2 separate regions of the Mus musculus genome follow, and region 2 is linked to region 1. A link is a loop called in an ENCODE intact Hi-C map of the cell type or tissue named here. Cell type or tissue: heart. All regions are shown on one strand.

Region 1 (4,000 bases):
GGTAGCTCTGGCTGGGGGGGGGGGGGACTGGGGGTAGTAGGGGGCACAGGAGTCAAAGAGAAAGGCAGGCCAGCAGACCCCTTGCTGCCGCTGCTTTCCTTGAGGGTCTGGCTTTACCAGTCTTGAAAGAACCTGGTAAAGTCTCCTTGACAAGGAAGCTCTCTGTTATGGGAGTTAGTGAGCGAGAGATTTCAAAGGTCAGCTTACTTATGACATCATCCACCACAGAACCCATGTGGCCACCCTTGTCTAGTCTGGACCAAGGCGTACAAGGATGCAGGACATTCTGAGGGGCCATGCAGCCATGAGCCACAGTCCCCAAACGGAAGAGCCAGTCATGCAGAAATGAGGCCTTTAATGTCAGGGATGTGGCACCCCCTCCCCCATATAACTTGTGATGATCCCAAGTGCTTACTTTCTTTGGTGATGATAGTTCCTTGAGATAGGGACTCTCTATGTAGCCCTTAGCTGTCCTGGAACTCATGCCCTAGACGGGGCTGCCCTTGAACTCAGAGATCCTCCTACCTGTGCCTCTCCAGTGCTGGCATTGAAGGTATATGTGTGCCACCACACCCAGCTTCCTTATAAAGAAGTCTTGTAGTAGGATGGGTGTGAGGCAGGAGCCTGCAGCAGGTGAGCAGCCCTGTTTACAGACCAGTGACTCAATGCCCACCCAAGCCCCGAGCTCCTGCCTGCAAGCCTTGGGAGGCAGACTAGGGTACCTGAGTACCTCCCTGCCCTGGGCTTCCCAGTCCTGTAACTCCTTCCTCCCTGGCTCCTTCCTCTCTCCCTTGGGCTGCCCTTCTGAACTGGGAGAGGAAGGGGGCACCTGTTGCCCACATCTAGCCACTGGTGACTGGAGTCGACGCATGGAGCAATTGTGGCAGGCCCAAGAGAGTGACAGCTCAGCTCTGTGGGATGTGGGGAAGGCTGGTGAGGTGAGGGGGCGGTGCTTTCATATGCTTAGCAGGAACAATATTCCTTGCTTTCAGTTATCCATGTGGAAAGGGGGGTGGGGATAAAAAAACCCACTCCTGATTGGTCATAACATGGTCACAGGACCCTTCCCCATTGTACCCCAGGAACGGTGGCCATGACTCTGGCTGCAGAAATAACCCCCTTCTCTGTTGTGATCTTAGGAGAGCATAGCACAGGGACAGCTCGCCTTGGGGACCCTGTTAGATATGCTTGTCTCGGCCCCACCCAGATCTCCAGCCTGAGTCACTGGTGAGGGTCAGCCAGCTGCAGTCTAAGTGTCCAGAATGGGGCAGGGTTCCACCTCCCACTAGTGGGGAGTTCATTTGTGCCTGGCAAGGTATTAAACGGTACTGGGACCTCTGCTCCACCCCTACCTCCCGAAAAAAAAAATAGCACCCGTTCAGTCTTGAAACCCCAAACCTCCCCAGCGGATACCAAGTCTTCCTTAGAGATTGGCTCTGCCTGAGGTAAGCACTGGCCTAAAGTCTGAGGACTTCGCTGAAGAGTCTACAGACAGGGGCCCTCCCTGCGAACTCAAAGATCCCCACGGGGAGGGAAGCCCCGCAGGGAACTGGGAGAACACTGGCTTGTCGCAGGGCACTCTTTGTTGACTAGCAAAGAGCGCAGGAAAGCACCTGGCTACCAAGAGGGGAGGAGTCAGGACCGGAGCTCCAAGGGGAGGAGTCAGGACCTGAGCCCAGATCTCAAGTCCTTCCGACTCACCACACCCCTTCCTGCTGGGACTCGGGATCGCCAAGTCCCAGATCCACCCCACCCCACCCCACCCCACCTCCTTTCCTCGTTTTTCTAGGCTGCTACCCTGAAATGCCTCTTGTCCAGGAGCTGAGCACAGTGGCTACTTCCTCCAGCCTGACTATCCTTGGGCCCCTTCATGTCTTAGGTAGTCAGAAAATGCTCGCCCCGTGACCCAAGCCAGTGGAGGAGGGGCTGAGAAGCCCGTGCTATGGCGACTGCTCCTTTGGATTTGATTCGCGGGTTTTCACATCCTCTCAGGCTAAGAGGTCAGGGCTTTTTGGTTTGGTTTGTTTTTTTGTTTTTTAATTGCCTGAGGGCAGAATAAAAAGTATTCTAGGCCAGAAACCTATCCCCCAAAGGTGGTGAATGGAAACCCCAATTTTAAAATTCATTTCAGGGCTGGGCTAGAAGACTAGGTGCAGGTACTTGGCACCCTGTGTGAGATCCTACCACACACACGGTGGAGAGGGAGAACAAATTTCTGCAAGTTGACCTCTGACCTCCCCCGCCCACCCCTGTGCCTCATGACATGTGCATATCGCCCCATACCCCTGCCACTTACGTAAAATCATTAAAATTGAATTAACATCTACCCCAAATGTTGCCCAAGAGCCTGGGCCACCACTTTTCTCAGAACCTACCCTGAGAAAATACTACTCATGACAAATTGCCCTTTAGGACGAGCCTCACCTGGGGCAGCTCTGTCTAGGAAAAGGCTTCTGTGTCCCCAGGAAAGGTACAAGGAAGCCAAAGCCCACTGCTCACAGGGCCTGGTGTGCCCACTCCACGGGTGCTCCTGGGCAAACCCTGGGCCAGCTCAGAGCAGCCAGTCCCCAACAGGCAGGTAAGAACAGAGAGCAGCCAGGCAAGTGACAAGGTTACTGCCAAAAACAGAGAGCTTTCTCTCTCACCAGAGGCCAGGAGGGACAGCCCAACATGTGTAGGAAGACACTGGGCAAGGCCAATCTTAGACAGTGAGGCAATGGGCACCTGTGAGGGGTAATGAGAGCCAGGCCTGTGATGGAAAAGGAACAGAAGAAGACAAGGCTGGTGGCCCAGCAAAGAGGCCACGTGGTCTGATAGCCACGTACAAACAAGAGTGGTTGTATATAGATGTACAGATGAACAGTATATAAATATACTATCTCCTCTGCAGGCTGTGCACCCTACCCACCAAGTTCTGTCCAAAGCTGGTTCAGCGCTCCGGCACATCCAGGAGGAGAACCCTCTGGAGAACCCTTCAGACAACCTTTTAACTCTTCAACCTTGTGTTCAAGCCCTGAGTCCACTGGAAGACCCACAGACAGGTGGAGGGTATCTATGGCCACCAAGGTGAAAGTCTAGCATTCGCAACCCGTTTGCATAACCACAAAGATTTCCCTGTGGCAGCTGCGTAGTCAAATCCAGACCTACACACAGACACACACAAACCCTGCCTCCAGGTCAGATCGGCTGACAGCATCTCCCTGATTTTGCCAGCTGGACCACACTGATGGAGGGGTGTGGCTCATTTGACTCAAGGGCACATTATCTCCTGTAGCTTTGGCTAAAGAAATTGCATGGCTTTGGGAAGGATGCCAAACATACATGCTGGGGCTAGGGAGATGGCTCAGTCAGTAAAGTGCTCCTGCAGAGGGTATGAGGGCCTAAACCGTAGAACCCACGTAAAGAGCAAGGTGTAGACGTCTATACTGTAATCTGAGTGCTAGGAGACAGAGACAGGCGGATCTCTGGAGCTTTCTGGCCAGTTAGTGTGCCCAGTCAGACTCTGCCTCAAGAAATAAGGTAGAAGAGTAACTGAGGAGGACACCAGCATCAACATCACACACATGCACGTGCACATACATATACACACATGCACAAATACACACATACACACACACACATATACACACATACATGCACACACCACACACACACATACCATATACACACTCAAATATATACACATACATGCACACACATACACACATAATATACACATATACACAAACATACACATATACATACACATCATACACACACACATGTACACACAAATATACACACACCACATACACACACATAAATGCACACATATACATACATACACACATATACATACATAAACACACATATACACCTAAATATGTACATACATATGCACCATGCACACAGAGATATGCTTTGTGTCAGGAGGGTGACAAATGTCGGCCAGAGAGTGCTGAGCAGGGTGAAGCTATGGCGAGCTGTGGCCGAGTGTAGACACCCCGTGCGTATCTTTTCA
Region 2 (4,000 bases), 53 kb after region 1:
GTTCTCAGGTAGGGTTGATGGACCAAGAACTGGAAAACGCTGGTCTCACAGGAGCACAGATGACAAGCCTGCGAAAGAATGGAGACTACAGACCGCTCCTGTTTGTTTTGGAAAGCGAGGGGCCTGTGTGTTATGTGGGAACTCTGCAGGGGGGTGGCCAGGTATGGAAAGAATGTAGGCTTTGGATTCTATCATTTCTAGGCTTAAATCTGGACTCTGCATGGGAGGGCTGTGTGATCTTGGACAGGCTGTCTGACTGCTCTGCGCCTCTACAGAAAACATTTTACTTATTAGAGGTTCATAAGAGAATCCAGCCAACCACCCCTGCCACCTCCAGAGTCAGGCCCATGAGTCTCTCTCAACTGGTGTTGTCATTACTGTTTCAGGATCTTGAAACAGGGTCCCTCTGAGCTGTGACATGTGACCTTGTATACCAGACCACGCATCTCCCAGTCTGAGCTCCAAGTTGCCCCTGTGAAAGATTCCAAGGCAAAATGACAGGATTAAGTCAGGGGTCTCCAAAGCCCACCATGTGTTTGTGGGAATAAGCAGTCCTGTTTCCTTGGACTGTCCTGGACATCATGGGGGGGGGGGGGACATTATGGGGATGGGGGGGGGGGAGTGTGCCGCAGCCTCACTGGCCGCTGCTCACCAGATCACAGAAGTTCTACCCTTCCTCAATGTGACCATCAAATGTGTGCAGACATTGTAGCACATCCCCTGGAGCAGAAAAAAAGGAAGCAGGACCTGCTGTCTGTCTTGTGCTTGCTGGGCTCTTTAGACAGCAAGCCAGCTCTCTGGGCCTCCCATTTTAGATATGAAGCATCGTGTTCAGAAAGTGCTCGGTCCTCTAGGCCAGACCCCAGAGTTCTGAAGTAGGAGTGTTACCTGCTCCAGGAGGCTGATAGATTTCCCTCAGGCAAGATAAAAGGTTGCATTCTACCTGGTCCCACAACACCCAGTCCTGATTTGGGGCTCAGTTAGAGAAGGGGGGCTATTTGAAGTGCTCTGGGTGACACATGAGGGACAGCTAGCCAAGGATGTCCTTGACGCCAGCGGTGGTCAGCTCCATGCAAGGACAGCAGCTGAGGCTGGAGCACGGACTGGAAAGACATGTCAATAGAGAAAAGCCCTGTGAGCAGTTGACTATTGCCTAAGTGGCCCGAGATTTTGCCTTTCATATCTGTAAAACAGGAATAATCTCTCTCTCTCTCTCTCTCTCTCTCTCTCTCACACACACACACACACACACACACACACACACACACACGCCTCTGCCAGCCAGAGGACTCCTGTGGGTTTGGGTAAAGTCCAAAGTACCTGACACATTCAGTAAATGGTATCCGTGACAGTGATGGCTAGGGTCAGCCCTTAACGAAGCAAGAAATGACTGGGCTGTGCCAGAAAGGGCTGATGTGAGCAGCCTACAAGCCGCTGGGAATTCTGGGAGGGCTGCAGTGTCCAAGCGGCCTTCACTAAAACAACAGTCCACATTGAGTAGGTCTTGAGCTAGCCCATGTGGGGTCGACAGTGCCCCCTCCTGGAGAGTGTGGGTTGCTGGCGCTGATTACTTGGGGTTTCTGAGGGTTGCCATGAGGTGCCTTCATCAGCGGGTTTGACAGAACCTTCCAGGCGAAGAACACATTGTGAAGATAGTCTCCGTGCTCACTCCAGGCCGGAAAAGTCACTTTCCCCGCACTCTACCATCTCCTGCCTTCTTTGGTCCAGCCAGGTTCATCTTTCTGTCTCTCTGATTAAAATCTAGTATCTTCTGGGGAAACAGAAGCCGGTGAGCTAGTGGCGTTTGCACATCCACCTACCTTTCTGGCTCTGAGGAGGCGGGGCTTGTGCTTGTGAGCCTTCCTCTTCCTTCTCCAGGGAGCCGCCACTTTCTCTCCAGGAAGGACTTCCTGAGCTTGCCATGGGCAGAGGTGGGCGTGTACACTGGATGCACAGAGAAGCCTGGAGGCCGCTGACTCTCCCTGCGTGGGCTCTGCTGTGGACCACTAGGGCAGAACGGCCACAGACTTCCTAGTCCCTTTCTAGTGCCCTCGCATCTCTGCAGAGGGCAGCGTTTATCTATCAACCTGTGTGTGAGAGAGAGATGCCCAGATAAAGTCACCCTGAATCCTCCTCTTGTGAGATAGGAAACTGTCCTTGCTTTGCACAGGGAACGAAAGCTTGTCACACAGGCAGGGCCAAAAGTGCTTAAATGGACTTTTCTGGTGCCAGGATGACCGGTGTGTCCTTATCCAAGTGTCGGAAGCTGACCTCCAACACTAGCCCCTGTCTGTCATAAAGCACAGGTTTGCCACATTGAAGGAAAGAGGCACAGATCACGGGGGAGGGGGGGGGCTCCAGTGGTTTCTCCCATCTCCTACTAGGTCTGTGATCTCCCACTGGGGCCCTAGAGTGGACCCTTGGAGGCCTCACTTGCTAGACACATCCTCTGGCTGCCCTGTCTAGCTAGTTATGAAGCTGCCGGCAAGCCATGGGCACTGCAGAGGGCCAAGGCACAGACTGTCCAGGTGGCAAATGGCTTCCCCTCTCCACTACCGTTCACCAAGAAAGTCTCCTGGCTCTTTTCCAGGTGACAGACTGGATTCTATCCCAGTGTGTGATGGCCTCCAGGAATTTATGTCACAGCCCTGAACTAGGCTAGCTGGGCGCTTCACTCAAACCTCTGCAAGGACAACTTTGTGTATTGGTGTGAGTGTGTGTGTGTGTGTGTGTGTGTGTGTCTGTCTGTCTGTCTGTCTGTCTGTCTGTCTCTGTGGAGGGGGTCATTCTTTTTTTCAAACTAAATATAATAAACAAAACTAAGAGATTCGAGTTGATTTTTGCCTGTAAAATAACAAAGATACATTTTAGTATATTATTATGAAATGTTGGTGGATATTCCTATCAAAACCTATTTTTTTTGTATGTGTCTAAACCCAAATTTAGCTATATGTCTTATGTTTGATTTATTAAGCTCGGGACCTCTACAGACACATAAACATGCATACACATGTGTGCATGTACTCTCTCCATACCCACACCTACTGCACAGTTTCCCTTGGTATCCAGGGAGCATTGGTTCTAAAATCCCCTCAGATACCCAAATCTACGGATATGGGAGTCCCATATGTAAATGATGCGGCTTCGGTATTCCACCTGTACACACCCTCCCATGCACTTTAACGCTATATAAATATGCTGTCTTGCTCAGGGAACTATGAGAGTGCACAGATGCAAATACTATTTTCTAACTACATTGTCTTCCAGGTAGCTAATTCGGCAGGTGGCTGGCTCTATAGACAATTCCATGTTCCCACAAATAAAGAGGGTCAGCTGTACACATGAAGACAGGGGTGCACACACATAACTCGTATGTCCAATGACTGGATTCTTAGTCACATATATGCAAGCAGACACACACACACACTTCTCCCTTTCTGTGGACTATAGACACTGTCTCAAGACTGAGTCCCTCAAAATTGAGTTTATAGCCTCTAGGTCTGCAGTTGTTTCCTGAGGCCGCTTCCCCCATAGATTCCTTTAGGAGCCTGTGTTTGCTAGCGGCCATTGCTCCTTCCTGCAGCTCCTATGGAATTAACGGCTTGGGCTTGGTTTTGAGCAGAGGTGGCAGACCCCTCCTCCCACCTAGCTACCTTAGCCTCCCTCTCTCCCTAATGGCTTCTCCATTACTTTCTGGCCTGTGGGCTGCTGGCTGGCTGGTGGGTCTTGTGAGGAGCAGGCCTCTTCCCGCCCACTCCCCAGTTGCTCATAGCTGGTTTATGTCCGTCCGTCCGGGCAGTGCCTACAGGGCCTGCGGCCTGGATGTTCTGAGAATTTTATTGGCACCACCACCGAGATGAGGGCCATGGGGGTCCTTTGGGCCTTTCGGAGCCGCTTTATTGGAGCAGGCCTTTCAGACACAGCAGGCAGCCGCCATTTCAGGAGAATCTGGTTTCTCTGCAGGCTCGGGCTTGTTTCCTCTCTGTTTGATTTGGCAGAG

Evidence for each region. Peaks named below come from ENCODE experiments on the same cell type or tissue, not always from the same donor. Only the 100,000 strongest peaks of a DNase experiment are listed, where the experiment ranks them.
Region 2: it touches region 1 in a loop (1.9-fold over the local background); 1 of 42 quality-filtered maps calls a loop at or near these places.

What each region holds. Positions count from the first base shown.
Region 1 is chr12:104,844,265-104,848,264 of GRCm38, forward strand. The region is part of intron 1 of Clmn (calmin); the gene reads right to left. Among named protein-coding and RNA genes, the nearest start is that of Clmn, 19 kb to the right of the region's middle. In heart, no CTCF peak of the experiment used is centred here; a DNase peak (open chromatin) is centred at 1,687; H3K4me3 peaks cover 1,006 bases; H3K27ac peaks cover 915 bases; H3K27me3 peaks cover 1,276 bases.
Region 2 is chr12:104,897,480-104,901,479 of GRCm38, forward strand. No RefSeq gene overlaps it. Among named protein-coding and RNA genes, the nearest start is that of Clmn, 34 kb to the left of the region's middle. In heart, a CTCF peak has its summit at 1,546 (motif pointing left); a DNase peak (open chromatin) is centred at 2,542; H3K27ac peaks cover 323 bases.